Regions from separate parts of the Homo sapiens genome. Here all the other regions are linked to region 1. A link is an interaction called in ENCODE POLR2A ChIA-PET data of the cell type or tissue named here. Cell type or tissue: CD4-positive, alpha-beta T cell. All regions are shown on one strand.

Evidence for each region. Peaks named below come from ENCODE experiments on the same cell type or tissue, not always from the same donor. Only the 100,000 strongest peaks of a DNase experiment are listed, where the experiment ranks them.
Region 2: POLR2A ChIA-PET joins it to region 1 with 10 read pairs; 16 of 35 experiments call an interaction of 5 or more read pairs at or near these places.
Region 3: POLR2A ChIA-PET joins it to region 1 with 17 read pairs; 17 of 35 experiments call an interaction of 5 or more read pairs at or near these places.
Region 4: POLR2A ChIA-PET joins it to region 1 with 117 read pairs; 18 of 35 experiments call an interaction of 5 or more read pairs at or near these places.
Region 5: POLR2A ChIA-PET joins it to region 1 with 11 read pairs; 17 of 35 experiments call an interaction of 5 or more read pairs at or near these places.
Region 6: POLR2A ChIA-PET joins it to region 1 with 33 read pairs; 19 of 35 experiments call an interaction of 5 or more read pairs at or near these places.
Region 7: POLR2A ChIA-PET joins it to region 1 with 13 read pairs; 18 of 35 experiments call an interaction of 5 or more read pairs at or near these places.

What each region holds. Positions count from the first base shown.
Region 1 is chr4:40,307,698-40,311,697 of GRCh38, forward strand. LINC02265 (long intergenic non-protein coding RNA 2265) reads left to right here. Exons shown (of 4, transcript NR_121641.1): 2 at 580-631. Among named protein-coding and RNA genes, the nearest start is that of LINC02265, 2.5 kb to the left of the region's middle. RefSeq lists enhancers at 528-657, 1,662-2,300, 2,231-3,430, 2,301-2,939 and a silencer at 1,595-1,889. In CD4-positive, alpha-beta T cell, a CTCF peak has its summit at 1,740 (motif pointing left); DNase peaks (open chromatin) are centred at 114, 724 and 1,744; H3K4me3 peaks cover 1,508 bases; H3K27ac peaks cover 2,815 bases.
Region 2 is chr4:40,220,757-40,224,756 of GRCh38, forward strand. The region is part of intron 1 of RHOH (ras homolog family member H); the gene reads left to right. Among named protein-coding and RNA genes, the nearest start is that of RHOH, 26 kb to the left of the region's middle. In CD4-positive, alpha-beta T cell, no CTCF peak of the experiment used is centred here; no DNase peak of the experiment used is centred here; H3K4me3 peaks cover 438 bases; H3K27ac peaks cover 1,887 bases.
Region 3 is chr4:40,212,160-40,216,159 of GRCh38, forward strand. The region is part of intron 1 of RHOH (ras homolog family member H); the gene reads left to right. Among named protein-coding and RNA genes, the nearest start is that of RHOH, 17 kb to the left of the region's middle. RefSeq lists an enhancer at 1,243-1,292. In CD4-positive, alpha-beta T cell, no CTCF peak of the experiment used is centred here; a DNase peak (open chromatin) is centred at 2,082; H3K4me3 peaks cover 2,312 bases; H3K27ac peaks cover 3,684 bases.
Region 4 is chr4:40,203,498-40,207,497 of GRCh38, forward strand. The region is part of intron 1 of RHOH (ras homolog family member H); the gene reads left to right. Among named protein-coding and RNA genes, the nearest start is that of RHOH, 8.5 kb to the left of the region's middle. RefSeq lists an enhancer at 1,483-1,542. In CD4-positive, alpha-beta T cell, no CTCF peak of the experiment used is centred here; DNase peaks (open chromatin) are centred at 2,114 and 3,164; H3K4me3 peaks cover 4,000 bases; H3K27ac peaks cover 4,000 bases.
Region 5 is chr4:40,242,702-40,246,701 of GRCh38, forward strand. It overlaps RHOH (ras homolog family member H), which reads left to right. Exons shown (of 3, transcript NM_004310.5): 2 at 13-133; 3 at 477-4,000. The coding sequence starts at 686. The coding sequence ends at 1,261. Among named protein-coding and RNA genes, the nearest start is that of RHOH, 48 kb to the left of the region's middle. In CD4-positive, alpha-beta T cell, no CTCF peak of the experiment used is centred here; DNase peaks (open chromatin) are centred at 152, 873, 2,110 and 3,830; H3K4me3 peaks cover 605 bases; H3K27ac peaks cover 4,000 bases.
Region 6 is chr4:40,189,240-40,193,239 of GRCh38, forward strand. It overlaps a transcript of N4BP2 not described here and a transcript of RHOH not described here. Among named protein-coding and RNA genes, the nearest start is that of RHOH, 5.8 kb to the right of the region's middle. RefSeq lists a silencer at 962-1,011 and an enhancer at 3,779-4,000. In CD4-positive, alpha-beta T cell, no CTCF peak of the experiment used is centred here; a DNase peak (open chromatin) is centred at 1,742; H3K4me3 peaks cover 2,615 bases; H3K27ac peaks cover 1,948 bases.
Region 7 is chr4:40,198,489-40,202,488 of GRCh38, forward strand. The region is part of intron 1 of RHOH (ras homolog family member H); the gene reads left to right. Among named protein-coding and RNA genes, the nearest start is that of RHOH, 3.5 kb to the left of the region's middle. In CD4-positive, alpha-beta T cell, no CTCF peak of the experiment used is centred here; DNase peaks (open chromatin) are centred at 1,093, 1,813, 2,253 and 2,593; H3K4me3 peaks cover 4,000 bases; H3K27ac peaks cover 4,000 bases.

The DNA.
Region 1 (4,000 bases):
TGAGGTCCTAGTGTCGTTGGCAGCTGGCAAATTCATTACATCATCAAGCTCTCTGACTTAAGTCTCTTGCCTACCTTGCGCTGGTTAAAACGAAAATGTAGCCCTCAGCGCCGCAGAAAACAATTCTCCAGGGCTGTGACCATGGGGTGCCAGGGAGGAAGTGAAACTAATTGGGCAAAGACTCTTCCTGTCTGTCCATTCCTCTGTGTGGCCCTCTGGTAGAAGCAAGGATTTATGCATGTTGGGCTAGATATGAGTGAAAAAGGGGAAACATGGTCTGAAGGAGGACTTTGGGGTCAGGAATAGTCTAAAGTTTAGCAATTTTCTTTTGCTTTAGGAATCGCTCTTTGACCTCATTTTTTTTTTCTTTTTAAGTGAAGTTTCCAAGCAGAAAAGGCAGTATTTGCCAAGTGCTACAATTCACTCTAAGCTGATTGGGTTCTGAACACGAAGGCCCTTTTTACTCTCACAATCATTTAAAAACAGTAGTAGTAAGTGGGGTGTTTTCGCACTAATTTACAGGTTCCTCATTTGTTGCTATGATGACCCCCTGAGGCCGGAATTGTTATCCTCTTACAGATGGGGCAGTTGAAGCTCAGAGAGAAGTGGCTTGACCAAGGCCCAACGGCAGGTGAGCAGCAGAGTCTAGGGTTTTATCTTTCTATCACACCTGTCACCGTGGTGCCCGGGGATGAGCAGTCACTTCAGATAAACGTTGAGGTTTCTGTTACCAGCCGTCCTCCGGGCCCAGTGTGATTAGTCTACTTTGCTCAGCTTCCTGTAGGTGTGTTGTGATACTCTGTAGATACTTTATTTCCTCTTCTCCCCTAGTTCGTCCAGAAATACAAACTGTTGAATTTCTTTATCATCATTTTAGAAGTGATAAACATTCCCAAAAGGTATGTTATTTCTGCCATGGAGTTGGCAGTCTTTATTCATGCAGAATGCATTCTGGAGTGTTTTGTTTTAGTGAAAAGAAGACATTCTTAGAAATTGAAGACAAAGAGGAGAGGAAGTGAGCCCGCAGGGGGCATGTTCCCATGGGATTGGGAGTCAGGCATCTTTAGGTATCTCTGCTCCCTTCTCCTCGGGAGAAAGCAAGGACCACTGCCTTCTAAGTCAAGCAGACCTTGGTTCAAATCCCAGCTCTGGCGAAAATTCTTGAGGAAGATATTTAACCTCTCTGAGCCTCAGTTTCCTCATCTAGAAAATGGGGAGAATAATATCACTTTCTTCATTGGGTCATTGGGGGGAATTTAATGAAGTAATGCAACATTTTTCCAAGTGTGATATACATCCTATAGGTGATAGATGATTTTCTGGTGATATAGATATTCTAATGTAATAATTATAACATACACACACCAGCACACCAAAATCATCATTTCACAGGTCTGATTGCTTAGGGTGTGGCTAGGTAAGAAGCATATATAACCCACATTAAAGACTATTTTAATACAATGTTAAATGTGTGATAGAGATGGCATCAGTGGACTAGAGAGGGGGAACGACCATCACCAGGAATCCCTGAAGGAATGTGTATGAAAGTGGGCCCTGCCCACTTTGGTTGAAGTCTTCCACCCTGGTTGACTTTGGACAAAGGAAACCAGGCAGATCCAGGTTGGATGGGAAGGCTGGCTCTCCCTGAGACCTGAAGCCAGGGGCCCTGTGAAGAGTCCCTGTTAATTTCATCTTGCGCTGCTGCCCTCTGGTGTTCACGCGCTGTTCCCAGTGTCTTGAGAGCAAGTCAAAGCCGAGCCAGTGCGATTTAGAGCGTGAGCGCGACCCTGTCTGGCCCTTCTCCCACTTCTTTGTTTCCCTGCTTTCAGGGACTTTCCGAGTCCCATCAATCCCACCACCTTGGCCTATCCTCCCCCAAGTGTCACTTCCTCCTGCAGCCTAGTCGCAACTCCCCTTCCCCCAAACTCCTTACTAATCAGCAGAGGATGCTCTGGTTCTCAGGTGTGAACAACAAATGAGCTTAGTTTACTGAGGGGACATTTGTTTTAAAAGAGAAACCAGTTTAACAAAACAAAAACTCAAGTCAGCAGGAAGTGAAGTGGCTATATTTTTGAAATGAGGGTCTTTCCTTGTCTCCCAAGCTTCCTCTACAGAATGGAACCTGCTCTTTAAGCAGGCAGCCACATCCCGGGAATGAAATCCTTCAAAGGGAATGAATTGCCTTTCTTCCCAGCCAATTCTACAAGAAACTTTCAAATAGTTTCACTTTCTGTGTTCGAACATAATACTTATAACTGAGAACCCCAAATATAAGTGGTTTTTGTTAAATCACTGGATATAATAAAGGCTGGGTGTGATGGCTCATGCCTGCAATCCCAGCACATTGGGAGGCCGAGGTGGGTGGATCACTTGAGGCCAGGAGTTCGAGACCAGCCTAGTCAACATGGTGAAAGCCCATCTCTACCAAAAATACAAAAATTAGCCAGGCCTGGTGGCAGGTACCCATAGTCCCAGCTACTCGGGAGGCTGAGGCAAGCGAATTGCTTAGGTGGAGGTTGTAGTGAGCTGAGATCGTGCCACTGCACTCCAGCCTGGGTGACAGAGCGATACTGCATCTCAAAATAATAATAATAATAATAATAATTTATTTACCTCTCATGTAAACAGAGACAACCCAAGACTGTTATGGCGGCTCCCTGATCACCAGGTTTCTTCCATCTTGTTCCATTCTCTTCAACACATGGCTTCTACCTCGTGGCCCAAAATGGCTGCTCCAGCTCCAAGCTTGGTTCAGCGTTTCAGTCACTGGTCAGGAGGAAAGGAACAGAGAAGGGTACATTCTAGTTCTTTAAAGTGCTCACTGGCCAGGTGCGGTGGCACATGCCTGTAATCTCAGCACTTTCGGAGGCCAAAGTGAGAGGATCACCAGAGGTCAGGAGTTCGAGACCAGCCTGGACAACACAGTGAAACCCCATCTGTACTAAAAATACAAAAATTAGCCAGGCATGGTAACACATACCTGCAGTCCCAGCTACTCAGGAGGCTGAGGCAGGAGAATCACTTGAACCTGGAAGACGGAGGTTGCAGTGAGCTGAGATGGCACCACTGCACCCCAGTCCCCAGCAACAAAGCGAGACTCTGTCTCAAAAAGAAAAAAAAAGAAAAAAGAAAAGAAAGAGAAGTGCTCACCACTCTCCCTTACATCCTGCTGACCAGTCCTCAGACATGAGTTCACTGTCAGGTATACTGGGGAATGAGGCAGAGCAACCATGGGCCTTGGTAACATTTGACATTTTATTACTGAAGAATTAGAGAATGGATTTTGGAGACAATCAGCAATCTCCTCTATAAGCCGATGGCTGGCGTTGTGAAAGATGTTCAGACCCAAGAAGGATCAGATCCCAGAACTAAAAAGAAGCTCTAGCATTTCCCTCCTGTCATCGAGGAAATGCTGCTGGAACAACGGCTAATACTCTAAGCCTCGGCCGGGACGCGGAGATTGTAGTCTGGCTCTGCCTCTCGCCACTATCATGGCCTTGAGAGAGTTACCTAACATTCCAGAGCTCAGTTTCTCTCAGATGAGGTTACTTCCTGCTCTACAATGATGACTATATATACTTGTCATGGCATCAGGCAGTTAAATAGACAATGAATGTATTTTTTCTTCCTTTCAATCGTGAACATTTAATGTTGTGAATAATTAAGAATACACATAACTGGCTGGGCGAGGTGGCTCATGCCTGTAATCCCAGCACTTTGGGAGGCCGGGCGGGGGTGGATTACAAGGTCAGGAGATAGAGACCATCCTGGCTAACACGGTGAAACCCCATCTCTACTAAAAATACAAAAAAATTAGGAGGGTGTGGTGGCGGGCACCTGTAGTCCCAGCTACTCGGGAGGCTGAGGCAGGAGAATTGCTTAAATCTGGAGGTTGCAGTGAGCTGAGATTGCACCACTTCACTCCAGCCTGGGCAACAAGAGTGAAACTCCATCTCAAAAAAAAAAAAAAAAAAAAGGAATATAGATAACCAATTTCTGG
Region 2 (4,000 bases), 87 kb before region 1:
GGATTTGAAATGTCATGTTAATAGAACACTATATATGCGTAAGCAATGAACTGAACCATTAAAAAAGAATTTTGCTCTGGAATATCCTGGTAGTTTCAGGGTCATTATATATTTGTTTTGCTCAGTTTCTTGATCTTTCTGATCCTTAATCAGAAGCTGAGCATCTAAGGAAATATTTTATCCTATTGCTATGTATCTATAATATTATCTGTATAAAAAGTACATATGTCTATATTTCAAAAGAAGATTGAAAAAATTAAGAAAATCTGAATAAACTTGTGTTCTTAGATTATTCCTCTTTGTTCCTCTTCTCCCTTAGGCAATTGAGGGAGTAACTGCTATGTTCCTAGTACAATTTATTCTATAGAGGGACATGTGAAAGGTGAGCTGAGAATTCCCAGTAAATCTCGATTTACCCATCATTGCAGAGACCTTTCCTCTGCCTGGGCCAATGTCCTTCTCGGCAAGGGAAGATAGATCGCACCAGACAAAGTTTGGACATTTATCTTTCTACATAAATGGAAAACCCTTCCCAGATTGTTCAACTGGTTGCTTTTTTTCAGTTACTAATACAGGAATACCTCATTTGATTGCGCTCCACAGATATTGCATTTTACACAAACTGAAGGTTTGTGGCAACTCTGTGTTGAGCGAGTCTATCGGCACCATTTTCCCAACAGCGTATGCTCACTTCATGGCTCTGTCACATTTTGGTAATTCTCAAAATAATTCAAACGTTTTCATTATTATTGTATCTGTTATGGTCATCTGTGATCAGTGATCTTTGATGTTACTGTTGCAATTGTTTTGGGGCACGATGAATCATGCCCATATAAGATAGCAAACTTAATGGATAAATGTTGTACGTGTTCTGACTGCTCCGGCTGTTCCCCCACCTCTCTTCCTCCCTTTGGGCCTCCCTATTCTCTGAGACACAATGATATTGAAATTAGGCCAGTTAATAAACCTATAATGGCCTCTCAGTGTTTAAGTGAAAGGAAGAGTCATGTGTCTCTCACTTTAAATCAAAAGCTAGAAATCATTAAGTTTAATGAGGAAGGCATGTTGAAAGCTGAGAGAGGCCGAAAACTAGGTCTCTTGCCAGTTAGCCAGGTTGTCAATGCAAAGGAAAATTTATTGAAGAAATGAAAAGTTCAACTCCTGGGAACACATGAATGATAAGGAAGTGAAACAGCCTTACTGCTTGGACAAAGCTTTAGTGGTCTGGGTAGAAGATCAAACCAGCTATACAATTTCTTTAAGCCAAAGACTAATCCAGAACAAGGCCCTAACTTGCTTCAATTCTATGAAGGTTGAATGAAGTGAGGAAGCTGCAGAAGAAAAGTATGAAGATAGCAGAAGTTGGTTCACTAGGTTTAAGGAAAGAAGCCATCTTCATAACACCAAAGTATAAAGAGAGGCAGCAGGTCCTGATGAATAAACTACAGCAAGTTATCCAGAAGATCTAGCTAAGGTCATTGATGAAGGTGGCTACAGTGTACAATAGAATTTTCAATGGAAACAAAATGGCCTTCTATTGGAAGAAGATGCCATCTAGGACTTTCACAGCTAGTAAGAGGTCAATACTTGGCTTCAAAGCTTCAAAGAACAGGCTGACTGTCTAGTTAGGGGCTAATGCAGCTGGTTGCTTTAAGGTAAAGCCAGTACTCATTTACCATTCCAACAGATCCTAGGGCCTTAAGAATTATGCTAAATCTACTTTGCCTGTGCTCTATAAATGGAACAACTAAAGCCTGAATGACAACACATCTATTTACAGCAATGTCTACTGAATAATTTAAGCCCACTGTTGAGACCTACTGCTCAGGAAAAAGATTCCTTTCAAAATATTACAGCTCATGGACAACGCACCTAGTCACCCAAGAGCTCTGATGGAGATGTACAAGGAGATTAATGCTGTTTTCATGCCTGTTAACACAATATCTATTCTGCAACCCATGGATCAAGGAGTCATTTCAACTTTCAAATCTTATTATTTAAGAATACATTTTGTAAGGCTATAGCTGCTATAGATAGTGATTCCTTTGATGAATCTAGGCAAAGTAAATTTAAAATCTTCTGAAAGGATCTACCATTTTAGATGCCATTCAGAACATTTGTGATTCATGGCAGAAGGTCAAAATAGCAACATTAACTGGAGTTTGGAAGAAGTTGATTCCAAGCCTCATGACTGACTTGAGGGATTTAAGATGCTAGTGGAGGAAGTAACTGCAGATGTGGTAGAAGGAGCAAGAGAGCTAGAATTAGAAGAGGAGGCTGAAGGTGGGACTGAATGTCTGTAATCTCATGTTAAAATTTAATGTATGAGGAATTGCTTCTTACAGATGAGCCAAGAAAGTAATTTCTTGAGACAGAATCTACTTCTGGTGAATATACTGTGAAAACTGTTGAAATGGCAACAAAAGATTTAGAATATTACATAAACTTACTTGATAAAGCAGTGGCAGGGTTTGAGAGGATTAGCTCTAATTTGCAAGAAGTTCTGCTGTGGATAAAATGCATTTCATGCTACAGAGAAATCTTTCATGAAAGGAAGAATCAATCAGTGTGGCAAACTTCATTGTTGTCTTATTTTAAGAAATAGCCACAGCCACTCCAACCTGCAGCAACCACTACCCTGATCAATTGGCAGCCATCAACATTGAGGCAAAAAGATTAGGACTTGCTGAAGGCTCAGATGATTGTTAGCTTTTTTTTTTTTTTTTTTTTTTTAGAGAGGGTCTTGCTCTGTTGCCCAGGCTGGAGTGCAGTGGTGCAATCATAGCTCACTGTAGCCTCCCGGAGTCAAGTGATCCTCCCACCTCAGCCTCCTGAGTAGCTGGGATTACAAGTGTGCATTACCATACCTGGCTAATTAAAAAAAAATTTTTATCTAGACAGAGTCCCATTGTGTTGTCCAGGCTGTATTGTTAGCATTTTTAAGCAATAAAATATTTTTAAATTAAGCCATGTATACTTTTAGACATCATGTATAGTGTAAACATAACTTGTTTTTTTTTTTTTTTTTTTTTTGAGATGGAGTTTCGCTCTTGTTGCCCAGGCTGGAGTGCAATGGCACGATCTTGGCTCACTGCAACTTCTGCCTCCTGGGTTCAAGCAATTCTCCTGCCTCAGCCTCCCAAGTAGCTGGGATTACAGGCATGTGCCACCATGCCTGGCTAAGTTTGTATTTTTAGTAGAGACAGGGTTTCTCCATGTTGGTCAGGCTGGTCTTGAACTCTCGACCTCAGGTGATCTGCCTGCCTCGGCCTCCCAAAGTGCTGGGATTACAGGCTCGAGCCACTGCTCCTGGCCAACATAACTTTTATGTGCACTAGGAAACAAAAAAAACTGTGTGACTCACTTTATTGCAAGATTCACTTTATTGCAGTGGTCTGGAACTGAACCCGCGATATCTGTAAGGTATGTCTGTATATCATACCCTTCCTGGGCAATACGAACAGGCTGACCTAATTCCTTCTAATGCTGAGTGGATTCTATCGAATGGATATGGCATAATTAATTTAACCCCTGCGTCTTAATGGACCTTTCAGATCTTTCCAGTTCTTTTTTTGCTGTCGTGAATAATGTAGCAATGGAAATTCTTGCATATCTTGACTACTTGTGTAGACACATCAGTACAACGTGTTGAAAGAATTGGAATTGCTGGATTAAAAGGTCTCCGCATTTAAAAGTTTAATAGATACTGGCAAGGACTTAAAGGATGGAGTGGTGCAAGGGGTCCCCCCTAAGTACAGGAAGTAAGGGGGTATATCATTTATATAGAATTTTAAAACAGTAATAAAACCAGTGTGGGTCTGTTTTTTATTATCACCATGCGCTGGCAGTGAAAAAGTCAGAGTAAGTTCTTAATGGTGTGTACAGCTTTCACTAGAGCTTTGGGGCCAAGTTGCATCTTCAGCTTCTATGGCACAGCATAGTCCTGAGTTTAAGCTGCAGATTAGACATAAACAATGATAGCACAGTGATTGTAGAAACC
Region 3 (4,000 bases), 96 kb before region 1:
ATGAAGCGAATTAACTGCCAAATCCTTCCTTAACATCTTCGTTATGATCAATATTATGAACCTAGGCAATCTTCATCCATACATTGGACACTTGACCTTGGGATGGATTAGACTTCCTCAGTTTCCTTTGTCCTCTGTGCAAAATCTAGAATATTGCCAGCCTATCGTCAGAGTGCAACACGTTTGAGGAATTATTGCATGATTGATATTGTTGAGAGTTCAGATTAATGTCACTTCAGATAATCCACAGATGACATGGAAAACTGGTGGGCTACCGGTGCTATTTGAAGTCAACGAGGGCTTGCACTTAGCTGGGAATGGGCGAGAGAATAGGATTAATGCCCAGGAAGATATATCTTCTGATCCTCACCTCTCTTTTGTATATAGGTGATTTTTTAAAAAACTTCCTTCTCCTCCAATCAAAACTGGCTTTGAGGAAAGAATGGGACTGGATGCACATTTGTGTAAACATGCTAATGGTAAAAAAAAGTCTTTACCTTTCAGGGATATTTGCATTTCAACAAAGTACCAAACCTCAAGAGAAAGGGCTGCTCCAAGGATGGAAGATATATTTGGTAGGGAGAGGACTTTTTATCACCCTTGATTCACTCCATGTAAGCAGGGACCTTCTGGTAAGATGCTCCCTGATGGGGACTTGTTGGATGCTGGCCGTGCCAGCTGGCTGAAACCCCCAGGGTCAGACTTCCTTGCAGGGGATCCTTATCATGTGGATGGCAGCCACTGCTGATAGATTGGGGAACTGCTTCCTTTGCCATCTCCCTATAGGGAAGGTTCCCCTAAACTGAGTCCCTAATAATCTCAGAGCGAGACGTGTGCTGTGGGGATCTTATCATCTTATCAGATTTTTCTAAACTATAGTCCTTCTTAGAAGTGAGAGGCCCAGAACACTCTACTTTATGCAGGAATAGCAGAGATGACTCATGGTTGGGAAGACACTAGAATTCAGCCAGGAGAATATCATTAAAAGAGGGAGAAGGGAAAACAGACTTTTTGTGTGGTACAAAAACAAAACCCTCTGTATCATTATGTGAACAACGGTGCAAAAAAGAGGAGACACAGTTTACCCATGGGTAGCTAACTATGATAGTGAAAGTTGCCTTGAACCTTGTTTTAGAAAAATGGCAAGTGTGGGTCTCACTCTTCTAGTTCCTGACTTCTCTCTCTCTCTCTCTCGTTTCTCTTTTTTTTTTTTTCTCTCTCTCTCTCTCTCACACACACACCCATCTTGGGCCAGGTTTGTAAAGCCTCATGGGAAATGGAACACGGAAGAGTCTTCTGGGAGGTTTTAAAATTTAATTTTAGTCAGATTTAGTAAGATTTCTTCATACAAAACAAAACAAAAATTCTCTAAAAAAAATCCTTGTTAGGGTCTGGTTAAGACAACTAATAACAACAGATGTGAGGGCATAGTTCCTAGTTACCAAAGAATCGCTCTGGTGAGAGAGGAGTGGAGGCAAAAATTCCAGATGGTACCTGGGTAGCGATTGCACTCAGATGGGTCATCTGAGGACAGCTGCCCTAGACCGCTGCTCCTGAGCCTCTCCATTGTAATTTTCCTTCTTCTAGTTCCTTTTTAAAAATTTTTCTTTTTTGTTGAGATAGAGTCTTGCTCTGTCTCCCAGGCTGGAGTGCAGTGGCATGATCCCCAGTCACTGCAACTTCCGCCTCCCAGGTTTAAGTGATTCTCCTGCTCAGCCTCCTGAGTAGCTGGGATTACAGGTGTGTGCCACCACGCCCGGCTAATTTTTGTATTTTTAGTGGAGACAGGGTTTCACCATGTTGGCCAGACTGCTCTCAAACTCCTGTGCTCAAGTGATCTGCCCGCCTCAGCTTCCCAAAGTGTTGGGATTACAGGTGTGAGCCACTGTGCCTGGCCTAGTTCCTTTATTTTAAAAGCTTAAATGCATGAAGCATACAGTACTGTGAAGACTTGCTTGATGTGATGCAGGTTCCTTAATCTCCTCCTTTGCTATTTGGTTCGCAGATGGTGGTACGGGTGGCACTTTGGGGAAGGCGGGGCGGAAGGAAGCTTTCTGATGAATGTTTGCACAGTATACGAGAAGGTTACAAGATATGGGCATCATGCACAGGTGGCGAGGTGGTTAGAGAAAGGTAGATGGTGTTTGGGGATTACCCTCTGGTACATTTCAATTCACTTTGGGGTTATGAGATTTCAGAAGGTTAGCTAATGCTTACGTCCTGGGGTGGGCTCTTTTGTATTTCTTTGTTGTCTCTTTTTTATTTTTTAGAGACAGAGTTTTACTATATTGCCCAGACTGGTCTCAGACTCCTGGCCTCAAGCGATCCTCCCACCTCAGCCTCTGAGTTACAATTGTCTCTTGAAAGTAATTTCAGGTAGGCTTGGGGCTACCAAGGCAAGCCTAGGGAAGCCTACTACATGAAGAGGATTAGAGTCCTCTGGAGAAGTTGGATTCATATGAAGAGATACTAATCAGAAAGTTGGGAGTTAGTCATCCATGGAAAACAGGCATGTTTGAGAATCATATTCTGGCAGTGCCCATCCATGCATTATCAGTGGAGAGAGAACCTTGGCTAATGGACTTCCCCAGTTTTGATCCCATGGATAAGACCATGGGGGAGAGGGTAAGGCTTAGGCTAATGCATATTCTTGGATCATTCAGTCACCTCCTTCCACTCTGAGTCCCTGTTGACCAGGGAATGTCTTGGTGTCATAGCTTGGCTTTCCAATGGCTCTCCCCGTGGGGAAAGAATACACAGGCTGTGTTGATGGTATTCTAGTCCTGACGAGAGCTGCGTTTCTCATGGTCAGCAAATGAATTGGCATCCGATATATAAGCAAATCTTGTGACTGTAAAGTCATATACTTTCTTGTTAGTTGAGGGAATCAGATTTCTGAGGGTAAGAGGTGAAGCCAAGAACATGGCAAATTCATTATCTTGATAAAAACTACCCGGTAAGGCTGCCCATTTTCTTTCAAACTGCAACACCATATGTCCAGCGAGGTTCCTCTTACGAGACATCAGGGGTATCAGGAGTGGGTGCCAAGCTGGAGTCCTGAGAATGAGGGAAATAGGAGACCATGAGTTTTGAGCACCACCGCAATTTCTCTTCTCCTTTTGTCCCTCTTGCTTTAGGTAGTAATGCATGCCTTAAGATAATAAAAGGTCTGTCTTTGTGGGCTCTTCATTGCCATAGAAAAATGATTGGTATGAGTTTCCCAAGGCCTCGGATAAAAATATTTCTTCAGAGAGGGTTTTGAAAACTTATGCCAGTTACCTGGGTGGACTCCAATCTTTCAAGCACTGTGTGTCTTTTCCTGGTCCTCCCTCGCTCCCTCCTTCCTTTCCTTCCTTCTCTAAACAGAGTCTAAGGTAATGCCCCTCTCCAGTTTCTTGGGATAGGGAAGGGGGTGGAATTACTTCTGACTCACCCTTACCCTTATGGTGTACCCTTTGGGGTTCTGGCTAAAATATATGTATTGGGAAGTGGGACGCAGTGGCTCACGCCTGTAATCCCAGCACTTTGGGAGGCCAAGGCGGGTGGATCACTTGAGGTCAAGAGTTCAAGACCAGCCTGGCCAACACCCATCTCTACTAAAAATGCAAAAATTAGCCTGGTGTGGTGGTGCATGCCTGTAATCCCAGCTACTCAGGAGACTGAGGCATGAGAATCGCTTGAACCTGGGAGGTGGAGAGGGTGGTGAGCCAAAATCACGCCACTGCAGTCCAGCCTGGGTGACAGAGCGAGACTCTGTATCAAAAAACAAACAAATAAGTAAAATATATATATTGGGGTCCATTAGTTTTTCCACCCTGGGTGGACTCTGACCTTTGACTTCTGTCATCCTTGCCCCATGAAGCCATCGGAACTGCAGCTCGTTTTCCGCTTTTTCATCGCCATTTCTTTCAGCTGACAAATGCTGTTTACCTCACTGGCTTCTCCTTTATTCTTAGGTTTTGGCCTGACAGTTGCTATTTTTTTTTTTTTTTTTAGCTCT
Region 4 (4,000 bases), 100 kb before region 1:
TGTCCAGGGAAGGTATATCTGTGAGTGTGTGTGTGTGTGTGTGTGTGAGAGAGAGAGAGTGTGTGTGTGTGTGTTGAAGGTGAAGCCGCTACTTAAAGGCTCAGAATTGAAGGACTTATAATGTAAAAGGGGAATGAAAACAGAGAAAGCCCAGAGGGACAAGTTATTTATTTGTTATAGAAACAAACAGCAAAAACCAGGAAGCTGTACTTACGATATTCCTTAAAGGAATATAGTTTGTGGCACAAAATCCTCTTCCACAGTTAAACAATTTTGTCCAGCACTTGAACCAATTAAAAGTAGCTGTGACTAGGGGAACTATGAGCACAGAGAAAGATGGTCATGGGGAGAGTCTGGGACCCATAAACATTCTATTTCAGGCCATCGAGCGGTGGTTATTAAACCCGTGGTAGAATATGGGAGTGCTACGGACAGAAAACACTCTGGACCTTACTGTATGATAACATTATGTTAAAGAAGAAAAGAAAGTATATTTTTTGATGAAATGTAGTATTTTATATACAGAACTCAGCACTCAAAATAGTAATAACAATTAGACTTATGCCACAACAACATTATATCACAAAATAAACATATGAAAGTGAATGACATCGCAGTAGCCACTGTTCTGAGATTATCTGCTTCACCTGGCTTTGGAAGTTTAGTGATTGTAATAGCTTTCAAATAGCCTTCAATGTCTCGTGCTCTTCTTAAAGTGGAGATGATTCTTTTACTTTAATCACATTCCCCATCGTCAGGGCCTCTGATCTCTTGAGACATGATGTGGTAAATCAAGGATAAGTTAACAACCCATCTTCACATTGGAGGCGCAAGTCACAGGGTCTGTCGGATGTGCAAGGGTCTAACGCCTGAAATCAGACCTCTTTCTACAAGCACGCGCTGACTATTCTATTCCCCACCTAACAGGGTTTTTCATGGACTGATTGGCTTGTGCTTTGGAGCAATGTTTCCTAATCACTAGTTTTGGTCACAGATTCGTTTGACAATGTGATGAGAGCCAAAGACTTTCTCACACAGGGCCATGAACATTTGCTGCACAGTCCTAGGGGATATAAGGACCCTCTAAAACCCATTCATGGACTCTCAGGGATCTAGAGGCCTCAAGTGAGGAGCTCTGCCCTCAGCAGAGGGAGCATTGCAGAGGAAGTTCTGGTTATTACTGACATCAGATTAAGCCCCTAAAGACAGAAATGCTGCTTCTCCAATTGATGGCTGAAATGAGGGTAAGATGGCGGATACAGGTGTAGTTTTATAGCATCAGATCCTTAAAATGAGTAGCATGTGGGGCTAGAGTTGTTTCCCTTCAGATAACATATGATTAATGCTCTAAATCCTTAGTTCTGAATTCTCTCATGTGAAGCCAGGGTTGGTTCCCATTTGGGAAAGCAGTCTCTCAAGATGCCACTTTAATGTCTTACTTATCAGCTCGTGATGCCTTGGGTGGCACAAGAAATGCAGGCAGGGCCGGGCGAGGTGGCTCACACTTGTAATCCCAGCACTTTGGGAGGCCGAGGCAGGCAGATCATCTGAGGTCAGGAGTTCGAAATCAGCCTGGCCAACATGGCAAAGCCCCAGCTCTACTAAAAATACAAAATTAGCTGGGCGTGGTGGCACATGAGCCTGTAATCCTAGCTACTCTGGAGGCTGAGGCAGGAGAATCGCTTGAATCCAGGAGACAGAGGTTTCAGTGAGCCAAGATCGTGTCACTGCACTGCAGTCTGGGCAACAAAGTGAGACTCAGTTTACAAGAAAAAGAAATGCAGGCAGGTTGTAAGCACTGATCTGGCCAACTCTAGAGTGTAGTGAGTAGTGTGGGGTCAGCTGATGCCCCTAAGCAACGTACTGGATACCCAGCCCAGCTGCTTTTAGGGTGAAAGGCATTAGCATTAGCCGGTGGGTAAAGTGCTCCCTTCTGGGTGTAAGATGTAGTTGTCTTATCTGAAGCTGAACATCTGGTTGGGCTTTGATAACTTTGAAGATAGTTCTTTTCCTGTGTAGCCTTTTGATCACAGAAGCCCTGTTGGTCATCTTCCATTAGTGGGTATCTGACCTGCAATTTGGGGAACTGAGTGTTTTCAGCTGAAAGCTCAGGGCTTTGTTCATTTCCTGTCCTCCCAGACTGTGGTATCAGGCAGGGTATGGAGACTTACCCCAAACCCGTCTGTTTAAATTAGCCAACCCTACTGGAAGTGGTAAGATGAGGCCACATTCTCATGTCACGGTCATACAGTGGATTGACACTGGATGAGAAAGAGAAACGCACTTCATCTTCATCCCTCCGGAGAAAAAGAATGTGAAATTGACTAAATACATGGTGAGTCAAGGTTCTCTTGGTGTGGGATAGCATAAAAATTGGAAATCTGTCTTTGAGATAGAAAGGGAAAATCTATAACAAATATGTTCCAGTAATCAGTGTGCCTTCATGTCTATAACCATTTTAATTATTGCACATCCATGACTACATTTCTTGTAAGTTTCAATATCTATTTTAATAATAATATTGCATCATACAGTCACAGCCCTCAAAACACAAATATTCCATGTACACCAAAGGCTGGTAGCAAAGTCTCTACTCCTCTTACCTCCTGGAGATTATTTTCCCCTGCCAGGTCATTATGTCTAGCAACCTAGTTGCCCATGCAGAGAATGGACTGGCACAAATCTCTTCCTTGGCTCTTTTCCTTTCTTTCAGGCAGGACCCCTACTTTTAATTTGTCTTCCCTCCAGGTCCAGCTGTCACCTTCTTGAGAGACTCTAAATATACAACCCTTACTACGAACCTTTTTCTCCCTTTCTTGCATTTTTTTTTCTCAGTTGCCACAAAAAATTCTTCTGGTCTTTGTTCCAGTTTTGAGCTGAAAATGATCCCAACTGTGGTTGAGAAGCATAAGAATGCCTGTAATTATTCCTTCTAACAAGGAAAAGGAAACTCAATATATTTAGAGTCAAATTTAAATGATGTAAAATCAATTACAAAAACCTTTAAGGGGCCTAAAAGTCCCCTTTGGCATACTTTTTCTTGATAAAACCTGATTTTCCTCAAGCTCTACTCTTTGGGCAGTAACTTGCTGAAAATTATATCAATAGTAGTCTTTCTCTGTCTTCTTCATGTGATAAGGAAGTAGGAGAGAGGGTTGGAGGCACGTACAGGAAATAGGAGGGGAAAAGCCAGAAAAACCCTTACTTATTGACAATACCACAATTTCCTATATGTGCCAAAACAATATTGTCACTATATTCCTAAACACAGAATATCCGGCAATATCAGAGAAATATCTATAATAATTTCTACTTTAAAAATATAATAGTAATGGATATTTGTTGTAGCAAATATGTCATATGCCTTTTAGGTTAAATATACTTGTATACATCTTATTTGTAAGTGTTTATGTATTAAAATTGCCATCAGGCTGGGCGCGGTGGCTCATGCCTGTAATCCCAGCACTTTGGGAGGCTGAAGCGGGCGGATCACGAGGTCAGGAGTTCAAGACCAGCCTGGCCAAGATGGTGAAACCCCGTCTCTTCTAAAACTACAAAAATTAGCCAGGCATGGTGGCAGGCACCTTTAATCCCAGCTACTCGGGAGGCTGAGGCAGGGAATTGCTTGAACCTGGGAGGCAGAGTTTGCAGTGAGCAGAGATCGTGCCACTGCACTCCGGCCCAGACAACAGACTGAGACTCCATCTCAAAAAAAAAAAAAAAGTCATCATCCCAGTGTTTTTCCTCCACGATGTGCAAAATCTATAGAAAGAAGCATAAACATTGCTTCCTAATGTGATAGAAATACAGCTAATAATTGTAGGATCATTTGAATTAACAAAAGGCAACTATGAGTATTTTTTCTGAGTCCTATAGCTATCTTTCCTTTTTTTTCATCCTCTACATTTCAGGAAAAGCAATTGAAATGTACATTGTGGCAGTGTTTCTATTACATTCTAGAGCTATGAAAACACATGGATGGTTTTCAGGATGCAGCAGG
Region 5 (4,000 bases), 65 kb before region 1:
TGTTTCTTGCAGTTTCCAACATGGCTAGATCCATCAGAAACTGAAGCCGTGGAGAACGCTCTCGGGGCCTTTGCCACTTCTTGGAGTAGAAGCCGACAGAGAGCTGTTTGGAAACTTCTCCTTCACACACCAGGTTGCTACTGAGGTCTATTTCATGTTGCAGTCAGAGCAGTTGCTTGTGTTTTTTAGTGCTTGAGTGATTTTACAGATAAAGTCAGCTTCTGCTTCTTGACCGGGAGGCATTTGTGTGTGTGTGTGTGTGTGTGTGTGTGTGTGTGTGTGTGTGTGTGTGTGTTGGGGGAAGACAGATCTAAGCTCTCCCTGTGAGGGGAAGAGTGGATTGCACAAGCGGGGTTGGATGGCTACACTGAGATTACCCCACATTTAATCAGTTTGCCAATGAGGAAGCCCCTTATCTTCAAAAAAGGCAAGAAAGAAAGAAAGACTTCATTTTCCCCCTTCTCTTTCTGTTCCAGTTGAAGACTAGGCTTTGGAGGTTTTCAAAGCAGACGGTGCTTGGATGGGCAGGGAGAAGTAACATTCTGCAAATCGCCGTCAGAGGTCCTGAGGACACAGACCTACCTGGCTTGCATTCCCCTTGCTGAATGGCGTGTGCTGCAGCTGCCCACTGAGGGCTCTTTTCCCTGGGATTCTGGACTTCAGAGTAGGACAGCAGGCTGGGAAGATGCTGAGTTCCATCAAGTGCGTGTTGGTGGGCGACTCTGCTGTGGGGAAAACCTCTCTGTTGGTGCGCTTCACCTCCGAGACCTTCCCGGAGGCCTACAAGCCCACAGTGTACGAGAACACAGGGGTGGACGTCTTCATGGATGGCATCCAGATCAGCCTGGGCCTCTGGGACACAGCCGGCAATGACGCCTTCAGAAGCATCCGGCCCCTGTCCTACCAGCAGGCAGACGTGGTGCTGATGTGCTACTCTGTGGCCAACCATAACTCATTCCTGAACTTGAAGAACAAGTGGATTGGTGAAATTAGGAGCAACTTGCCCTGTACCCCTGTGCTGGTGGTGGCCACCCAGACTGACCAGCGGGAGATGGGGCCCCACAGGGCCTCCTGCGTCAATGCCATGGAAGGGAAGAAACTGGCCCAGGATGTCAGAGCCAAGGGCTACCTGGAGTGCTCAGCCCTTAGCAATCGGGGAGTACAGCAGGTGTTTGAGTGCGCCGTCCGAACTGCCGTCAACCAGGCCAGGAGACGAAACAGAAGGAGGCTCTTCTCCATCAATGAGTGCAAGATCTTCTAAACCCCAAGAGACTTCACACAACACTTATGTATGCACCCCAAAGACTAATGGGGAGAGGGAGGGCCGGGAAGCCAGGAAAGCTTGGTGTTTTCTCTGGGTACACCCCAAGCAGCGTCTCCTTTTGGATACAGTTATTGATGAGGCTTGGCCACTGGATGTTTTCACTAACTACACTCTACAAGTGAACTCCTTGCCCAGGCCAGTTAGAAAATCCCTTGGGGAACTGTGATGAATATTCCATCTTTGATTAAAAAAGTGAAATAGTCTCCATAATTTTGGACGATGAAGTGAGTTTTTCAAAGAATTCCATATTTAAAGACACATTTTATTTAACTAATAACAAAATGTATTGCTTTTGTATATATTTAGTTTTCACACTTGGAAAATCTTTTCCTACATCCTCGAAAACATAAACTCCTCTGTGAGTGAAATGCTTGTACGAAGCTCTGCCATATGTTTGTAGTGTTATTATTTTCACCTCAAGTAGAAAGTCTGTTGAAACCACTTGGCTGCTGGATTTAAATGGGTAATCAAATTTAAAAATGACCATAAATGAATCTTTGCAATTTGTTTTCTACTTACCTGTTATTCACAGTTGGATATAAAATACAGTTCCATAAGATATCCTAATACTGCCTAATGATTTTAAAGTTATCACTATATTTTTCTGAAATGATAAAACATCATTCATTTATTTACTATATTGTCTTTCACTCAACTCCAGTTATGCACTAAATATTCTCCTCTCATTCACCAAGATTGATTGAAACACCATCTTTCAGGTAGAGAATCAGACTGCTCCAAGCAATGGCAACAGAACTTGGAACAGAAGCAAGAGAGTGTCACTTTCACTTCTGGTAGGGTGGTTCCCAGGCGACTGCAGGTCCTGTGAAAGACAGGGGTCTCAAAGTTCTGTTAATTTCACAAATTTGTTATAAATTTGTCTAAACTGAGCTGTTGTGGCAACATAATTTATGAATCGTAAGGTCTAGTTAGGCTTATTGGGGGGATATCTACATATATATGTGTATGTAAGGGAAAAAAGGTAGAATTTACAGCCTTCAAAAAAGAAAAATCAAATTCCAAGCACAGGAATAAGAAAGCTATATAGCAACTGCTCAGAGAACAGAAAGTTATCAGGGGAAATACTGAATAAATAGACACACACATACTCGCACACAACCTGCTCTCACACACACAACTCAAACCTCATTCTATCGAATAGTTTAAAAGCAATGGTGTTGCTCATCTGTTAAAGTGGAGAACAGAGGACTACATAACTTAAGGTAGAAATTGCAAAGGCTGGGTTGGGCAGGGCGTGGTGGCTCACTTTGGGAGGCTGAGACGGGTGGATCACGAGGCCAGGAGTTCAAGACCAGCCTGGCCAACATGGTGAAACCCCGTCTCTTCTAAATATTAGCTAAAAATTAGCTGGGTGTGGTGGCACATGCCTGTAGTTCTAGCTACTCAAGAGGCTGAGGCAAAAGAATTGCTCGAACCTGGGAGGCGGAGGTTGCAGTAAGCCAAGATCGCGCCACTGCACTCCAGCCTGGGCAACAGAGGGAGACTCCATCTCAAAAAAAAAAAAAAGAAAAGAAAAAAAAGAAAGAAATTGCAAAGGCTGGCACCTAGATAGATCAATCAATTACTGCCCTAATCAAAACTTAGAAACACTCTGAACCACCTTTATGAAGGTACATCATTGTTATGGGGTAACGTGACTATTACACACAAAAGGTAAGGTGGCTGGCATAAATGACTTTGATTAGAATTATGTTGACATAGCCAAACCAGTTTCTCTGTTCCCTTGTGTGGTCAATTCCTTACAGCTATAATCAGTATCAAAAACCAAATGTGTGCTCATTCACACATTGCTTTCTCCTTCTCTCTCTCCTCCTATCCACAGCCAGTAAAAGGCCTGGGACCGGGGTCTTGATCTCTGGTGGGAGGATTGCCTCGGTTCCCTGGGGCTGACACAGCTGCCTTCACTCAGACTTCTCTGCTCTCCAGGCGGTGGCTTGTACTCACCTCTAAGTCACCCGCCTCCCTTGATTGGAGAGCCCGTGTCTCTAGTTCTCAGCTCAGGGTTGGGGGGCTTGAAAGATGACCGGGCAGGGGAGGGGAAGGGATCTCATATCCTCTGATATCCCTGGGATTCTCTTCTTCTCCCTCAACCCACAGAGTCTTAAATCACGGATGCGGGTGTTCAGGGCCAGCCTTTGCCATGAGAGGTATTTAACATGTCAGTGGGAAGGAATTTCTATTCACTGCAGTGGGCTGTCCCCCAGGCTTTTCTTTCTCTCTTGTTGAAGAGAGATGGGGGTGGGTATCTGAAAGTGGGAAGGGCCACCATACATGATCCTAAGTGAAGGAAGAGGAGGTGGTTCCACGGTGGCAGCAGAGCAGGAAGGGAAGGCCAGAGAGGGCACACTCAAATGGCTTTGCTGTCACCTGGGCAAAGACACACAGGTGAGACCTCCACCTGTTGGCGGGAGCCAAGCTTAACAGCTCCGTCTGGGAACTCTCATACCTGAGACCAGGAATCTATGTGTAAACCCTTTCCAGTGGCAGAATCTGGCAGAAATGGAGCCGATAAGTGTCTGTCTTCCTGCTAGACTGCTGTTCTTGAAGGTAGCACTGCCTCCTGGTCTCCTCAGTGTCCCCAGGGCTCAGCACAGGGAAGGCAATGGAGGTAAAGTTGTGTTAAACTGAAATGGAGAGAAAGACAGTAATTGGGCT
Region 6 (4,000 bases), 120 kb before region 1:
GGTGCTGCGTCTTGAAAAAGCTCCTACAACCCTACAACCCTGGAATTTTCCACTAGGTACTTGGCTCTGGTTATAGTTCTCTCTCCATGGCAGTCTGTGATGGAAAAGACTTTCAAAGATTCAGAGAAGAGACTCAGAAAGGACTCAGAAGGGTGGAGGACTGAGCAGTGAAGTGGAGGAATGGGGCTGAGAGATGAGCACCAACTTGGCCCCCGAGTAAAGCTGCGTGATCAGCTTCTCCCGCTCGCAGGTATGGGCAGAATAGGAAGCGGACTGTGCATCAGCAAGGAGGAGCCAGGACTTGGTGATACCTGATGATCATTAAACCTACGGATTTACGCCGATGATAAAGACCATTGAACATTATGGCGAGGCGCGGTGGCTCACGCCTGTAATCCCAGCACTCTGGGAGGCTGAGGGGGGCAGATCACCTAAGGTCAGGAGTTTGAGACCAGTCTGGCCTACATGCTGAAACCCCATCTCTACTAAAAATACAAAAATTAGCTGGGCATGGTGGTAGGCCCCTGTAATCCCAGCTACTTAGGAGGCTGAGGCAGGAGAATCGCTTGAACCCGGGAGGTGGAGGTTGCAGTGAGCAGAGATTGTGCTGCTGCACTCCAGCCTGGGCGACATGGGGAGAGGGGAGAGTCTGTCTCAAACACACACACACACACAGACACATACACACACACACACACACAAACATAAAATAAGACCATTGAACATTAAAATGGCTTTAGGATATTTTTTAAAAGACTTTACATTTTTCGTCTTTCTATGAAGGACTTTCCTGACCATCCTTTTTAAATATGCACCCTCCAAGTTTTCTATCCCCCTTCCTTACTTTGCTTTTCTTCTTAGTAATTAGCTCACTGTAACATATTCTACTACTAGAGTTTCATATTCATTGCTTGTCTTCCTAATACGTAGATATAAACTCAGGCGAGCAGGCTATTTCTGTTCTTGTTGTTCGCTGCTGTCTCCCTGGCACCTAGCCGAGTGCTCAATAAGTATTATAGCAAGTGTTCAGTAAATATTTGTTGAATGAAAGGATAAATTCTCATTTATCTTAGGGCATTTGTAACGGGGCAACCAGATGGCTTCAGGAGGCACCTCTGAAGATTCTGCATTGCTCAGATTATGCATAAGGAATAAAATGTCATTAACAATTTGATTTTAAATTTTCTGTGTCCTTTTAACTCATTGTGACAATAAACACATGACATTAGAATCCTCTGAGTGATGTGTGAGTTTCTGTGACTTTATTCCACGTGAATTTGGGCCCTGCCAAAGCTTCTCAAATTTTTCAATTCAACAGTTGTTATTTAAAGAGGGGGTACGGATGGAGGGGGAAAAAAACTCCAGAAAGCAAAAATCCAAAAGAGGAGTGGCTAATAACAGCCACTGTGTATTGAGCATTCACTGTATTCCAAGCATGAGTCAGGTTTTTTTTTTTTTTTTTTAAATAGAACTCTTCCAAGCTAGATATTATACCTGTTTTGCAGTTGGGTAGATCGGGGCCTCATCCTTAGTAATAAGTGGAGCCGGGATTCGAATCTTGCTTTGTCTGAATCCAAATGTATACTTTCTCCAAAATTTCAGATTGCCTTTCAGTTTAAGCTTCAACCTGTTCCCTCCAGAACAGTGAGGAGATCTGTTACTTTGAAAAGATGGCAAATTAACACTCGGTCTGCCCTGCCTTACAACTGAAATGTTTGCAACGCCCGCTGTGAGCAGATGTGCTGGGTTGCAGTTACCCTGTGATGTTTGTGCTCAAACTGAAGATCCCTATCAATGCAACGAGTAAGACATGAGTTTGAGAAGAAGCAGTGATCACCTTCTTCTTCACTCTTCACGCTGATGAATTTCTACATCACTGTGCATGTCCTGTGCTTTGCAGTCATTCCCTAGGAGCTCGGGCCCTTGACCCAAAGATACTGCTCTTACTAACACTACATTTTAAACTCCTCCTCTGGACTCACTCTCAGAGCCTGCCGCACAATCTTTAAAAACTTTGTCAATGATTGCAAAATCTTTTTCCTTTTAGAGTGGATTTGATTTTAGGAGACAGCCATTCGGAGCTACATCCAGTGAATAAGGTGGGTTAAAAAGCCATATACTATTTTGAGTCAAAAACAAGTTGTGAACAGAATGCAGATACTGGTTTTGTTTTGTAGTTTATTAAGCTGTCTCTCAAGGATATTGTAAAAAGGGTCTAAATGCACTTTGACTCATGTCTGTGATGTTGCAAAAGCGCATCAACTATCGAGGGACTGCTTTGAAGGGAAACGGTCATTTGACTACATTTGCTCTGCTCTGACAGACTTTTTAGAAAAAGTTGTATCATAACTTTAGAGCCACAGCTTGAATTATTACTTTGGGTGCTATCATCTTCCGCAACAAGACTCTGTCTTCTTATGAATTATGGCTCTGCAATAAAACGAACCAGGATGTGAATGTTTGCTAGATCAATACAGTAATCCAGGGCAAACAAACCAGAATAAACATGGCAGCTGAGAATCCTGAGAACCGAATATTCACTGAAACAAAAAGCAATATGTTATGATACATTAACATATTTAAAGAGAAAATAAATGATGAGAATAACAGCAGGGGAAATGATGTTTTTATGGTTATGGCAATAAGAGGGAAGCTAGAAGATGTTTCAAATGCTATTACCTGGTTAGGGAGGCTGGTTTTTTTTTTTTAATAATGAATTAAAATGCATAAAGAGGAAATCACCCATGAGATTTCTAGCCTGTGGCATTTTGAAGCTATTTCAATATTCAGCATTTAAAAAGTATTTTATATGAATGTATTTTTACACTAAAAGTTACATCAGAATTAAGATCATTCTCTTAACATTTTATAGTTCCCATCATGAAATCTCTCAATCAGAAAGAAAGGATATTTTGTTTTAATACAGTTGTTCATCATCCAGTGGGGAGCTGGGTGAGAATAATTGCAATACGACTAATGGCCTGAGTTTGAAATTCAAAGCCTTCAGACAAGGTTTTAGTACATATTACCTATCTTCACAACTCACTGAAATATTTTATTAGGTGGCATAAATGAGGGTCTGTGTAAACATTAAAAGCTACCCACTGAATCTACATCATTTCTGTTAATATGCTAATAGCAAGGGGGAGGGAAAGGCATCTTACTAACCCAGCGTTGAAATAATTTAGTAGATGACTCAAGTCTCAAGGTTTCTAAGATTTACTATTCATACAATTACAATTGTCATTAAGAGTTTTCGCTGGCGTAAGTGGCACAACACCTTTGCAATGAGCAAACATAGTACTTATGCATGAGTTCAGGGTACACAAGTAGTTGTCATATTATTTAAAAAACCTCAATAAAAGAGGTCTTTGTTCACAGGAGAATATTAAAGTAAGCTGTTCTTTTGCCATATCAGAGAACATTTCTGATGAAGGTGGTTTTGAGAAAGTAAGTCTTTGCTTTTTCACCTTGACCTGAAGGGGACCGTTTGCACAGGGAATCCTGGAGGGGGCATGTTTAGGGCCAAGAAAATGGGCCTTGGGGCTCTGGCTGCTCCTCGTTGCCCACGGTGGTTCAGTTCTCTCTGTGGGGAGGCAGCGGGAGTGACAGCCAGGACAGATGAATGGGGTGAATCTTGGTTCTGGTTTTCTTAGGCCATAGGGTCTTATGCAAATCATTTAACCAGCTGAAGTCTCTGTTTCCTTGGCTGTTAAAATAGGGTTTAAAGTGTTTACCATAAAGGGCAGCTGTGAGGCTGTGAGATGGGAGAATCAATCTATTTATTGGTCAGAAAGTGGTTGTTCAGTACCTTGGATTTCTGAGTGGGCAAGGCTGGACCCTGAGCCCTGGGACCTCTGAAGTGAACACTGCAGGGCCATTTGGTGAGTGCTCTGGCCGTGTTAACACGACGTGCTATGGAGCCCTTGGGAGGGCACCTCACTGGGCTTGCAATGGAGGTGGGTGGTGGCTACAGATGGCTTCCTGGAAGATGGCTCAG
Region 7 (4,000 bases), 110 kb before region 1:
CGCTTCCTCGGCTCTCACGGCACCAGCAGAATTCCATGTGAGAGGGAGCTTGTCGAGCGTGGCCTCTTCCCACTTGGGGCTGCTTTCTGCATCCCTGTGCCTGGCTGTGGGCCTCCATTTGCCCTCTACTGTCTTCCCTTAGGACATCATTTATGCAGAGAAAGGTTCGTGTGGCTCGGGGTACCAGTAAGACCTCCACCTCTGGTTTCTTCATTTTAAGGAGGCCCTTCAATTATCCAGGAATTAAAGTGGCCTTCCTCTTGGGAGAACGAGTTGGTTGATGAATGATAAGCAAGTCTCTATTCCTCAAAAGCCAGTCCCCAAATTCCATGAAATATGTGCTACTTTCTTTGCATGTCTAAATGAGATGGCACGGGTATGCTTCTGTTCTTTTTCTGGACGTTGTTTAGAGAGTCAGTAGATCATAATAATTCAGACACTTTTTTTCTGGACCATAAAATATCTGAACCCATATAATAACAAACATACAGCACGGTGAATAAGAACCCAACTTTTGAGCCAGATCACTTTGCATGGAATCCCCATTCTATCATTCTATCATTTCTGGGCTGTGGGAACCTCAGACAAGTTACTTAACTTCTTCAATGCTCAGATTAAAAAAAAAATTCACAAAATATCTCTAATAACAGTAATAATAACTGAAAATACCTACCTCAGAGGGTTGTCGTAGAGATCAAATGAGATAAAAATATGTAAAGCATGTAGCCTAGTGCCTGACTGAAAAAAAAATCTCTCAATAGATGCAACTCTTATGATTCTTATTAAGGACTTGGCTATTGCCACAAATGAAGGTGTTATGAGCCCTGGCTTAAGAGCAAGAAGCCTGCAAAGCTAACTCTCCTAATCCCAACATTCCTTTCCAGGGAAAGTAGGGTGACAGGTGGAGGCTGGGAATTAACGTTTTTTGAGCACCAAATATGGACAAGGCACAGGGGTTGGGTGTTTTTCTAGTGAGAATACATATGAAAGAAGGAAAACAAACTTGGAAACCGCTATTTTAAGCCATTTGGTAACAGTTTCTCTAGCTTATGAGATGAGAGAGGTCCTCTCAGTATCCGCTGCATTACTTGTGGGCCTCCTTGGTTGACGTCGCTCTCTGAACGCTTGGGGTGGAATTCTAGAGGTGCTTTTCATTAGAGGCAGAGAGCATGACCTTTCTTCCTTGCCCAGTTTAAATTAAATTATTTTATCTTACAATGTGTTAATTTTAGTGCTAGCAAGGCACAGCTAAAATTCCATTTCTACTTAGGAGTGGGGATCATTGTGGCAGTGAGTGCTTATTTGGGTTTGGGATGCTTGGATCTGGGTGAAAGCCAGGATTAAAAAGCATCCTCCTTCCCCATTCCACTCTCTAGGTTATAAATATTTTTTTGGATTAAAAGCCTCCTTTAAAAAAATGCAAATCCACCTGGCATGTTAATTGTGCAGGGGATTCCTAATTATGTGTGCAGATGACGTGAGTCACACGGTGATAGTGTTCCTTCTAGAGTCCCACTGGTGTCCTAAGGGAGGAGACTCTGGAGCTTTGTGTATGAAAAGGGATGGGCACAAGTCAGGATGGGGTGCACAGGTGGAGGCTGGGAGGCAGCATGACAGTGTGGGGGCTGGGGTGGGCTGTGAGAGCAAGGAGGGTGTCAGAGATGGAAAGGATGACCCCAGGGGGGTGGAAGGGTGCCAGAAACTTAGGGCTCCTCTGTGAGCTCTTTAGCCATTTGACTCTAGCAACTGCTTGAATGCCCTGAACAACCTTTTGACGACTTGCACAAGAAGTTGTCATACTGTTCCCCGGATGTGGACAGTTGTTCAGAGACCACGATCATGTGTCTGGTGTCTCACTGTGGAATAGTGGTTTCTAAAGCTGGCTGGACAGCAAAACCACCTGGGGAGCTTTTAAGAAACTGAAATTCCATGTCTCATACCCCAGCCCTCACGTGAGGTCCAGGAATCTGTGTGATTAAAAAATACAAGCCCCAAAACAACTTGGAAAGTGGTCGTTTTGCAGGTGGGGATTTAGGAACCAAGAATCCAGAACTCTCCTACCAGGGCCCCAGAAACCGTAAGTTGAATAAGTGCTGAAATGAGGCAAATTGATCTACTCTCTATTGTGATTAATATCTTCACACAGCAAGTATTTTCCTTTGTTTTGAGTTCATTCCTTGAGATGAGTTATCGGGAGCGGGGTGACTGGGTCCAGGATATGAGGATGTTTAGCTCAGTCATACCCGCATTTTAACACGCAAACGTACGGTGCCGCTCATTTAAAAACCAAAGTGTTGTATACATGTAGAAGCTATATATTATTCCGGGGCAGCCCAAAGAGGGGATGTTGCTTTCAAGCGAAAGCACCAAATCACATTCTTTTCTGGTAAAATAGAATACTAATGAATTGCTTTTGGAAGAAATTTCCAGAGCATTACTGAATGTTCAAGTGCTTCTTAGAGCACAAGTTGAACCTTTCTTATCTCTGCACTCAGTTTCTCGTAAAACTGAAGTCACAGTGACCTCTTCCCCATTTCGTAGAAAAGAAACCCAAGGAAGAGAGTGGTTAAGAAACAGAAGATACGGTTCTCATCACATTTGCCTGAGAACTACGTATAGTCATCCATTCAGTGCCTCGTTAAGTAAATAAATGATTGAATCATTTGTATACATGACCTCATGGAAAAAAGCACGGTAAAATGAATGTTTGAGGGTGGGTAGACAGAATTATTCAACCCGGACAGGTGTTAGATGTTCACTCTATCCCCCCCTTTTTTTTTGCATTAGGTTTTATTCATTATTTGCATCATCTATGGACCTAAAAGCATGCTCATTGTCACACAGATGGGAACAGGGTGAATTTTCAATGATTTCAATGAAAAAAAAAAAAAGATGTGCTGTTGCAAAATATCAAGGGAGATGTTTACAGTGGTGTTCTAGAACCGGCTTGCTCTCAAGTGCTGATTGTAATATTTTCAGAAATTTTCCAAGCCAGTGACATTATTGACTTCTCTTTATCTGTGTGATGGAAATGCTATATAATATTGTGCTATCTGAGCATCTGTTTTCAATTTTGCATTCAGCGATGTCATGATGGTGGCTTGAAATTGGCTATGGTAAAAGTACACTGTGAAAATCAGCAAACACAATAAATCAGGCTCCCCACCTTTTTTTTTTCGGGGCGGGGGGCAAGCATGTTGTTAAACGTTTACTAGCATGCTACTGAGGAACTGTGTAAAATACAAATATGGCAATTTGACGATATGTATCAAGAGCCATTAAAGTGTTCATACACTTTGATCCATTCATTCCACCCCTGGAAATTTATTCCGAATAAATAATTCAAAGAAAAGTAATATGCATGAACATATTCACTGTATTATCATTTATAGCAGCAAAATCTGAAAATACCCTGAACACTAAGCAATAGGAGTTCTGGCAACATTAACTCCATGAGTTTTTTTTTTTTTTTTTTTTTTTTTAAGACAGGGTCTTGTTTTGTCACCCAGGCTGGAGTGCAGTGTGTAATCACAGCTCACTCAGCCTTGACCTCCTGTGCTCATTTGATCCTCCTGCCTTAGCCTCCCAAGTAGCTGGGACCACAGGCGTGTGCCACCACACTTGGCTAACTTTTTTTTTGTAGAGACGGGGTCTCACTTTGTTGCCCAGCCTGGTCTCCATCTCCTGGGATCAAGTGATCCTCCTGCCTTGGCCTCCCAAAGTGCTAGGATTACAGGCACGTCACTGCGCACAGCCCATGGGTTCTTTTAAAGTCATTAAAAATCATAGTTATGATGGTTATGAAAATATGTTTGATATGATGTTAGGTTAGAAAATCAGAATTAAAAATTTTAATTACATTCTGATTTTGTTGTGAATAAGAATTAAATGTGAGCCGTAAAAAAATGAATGACAGCATTTGGTATGTTAGAATGGTGAAATAGTAGAATTTGTTTTTATTTTGTTTATTGTAGTCGTGGTGTGTGTTCATTTAAGAAAT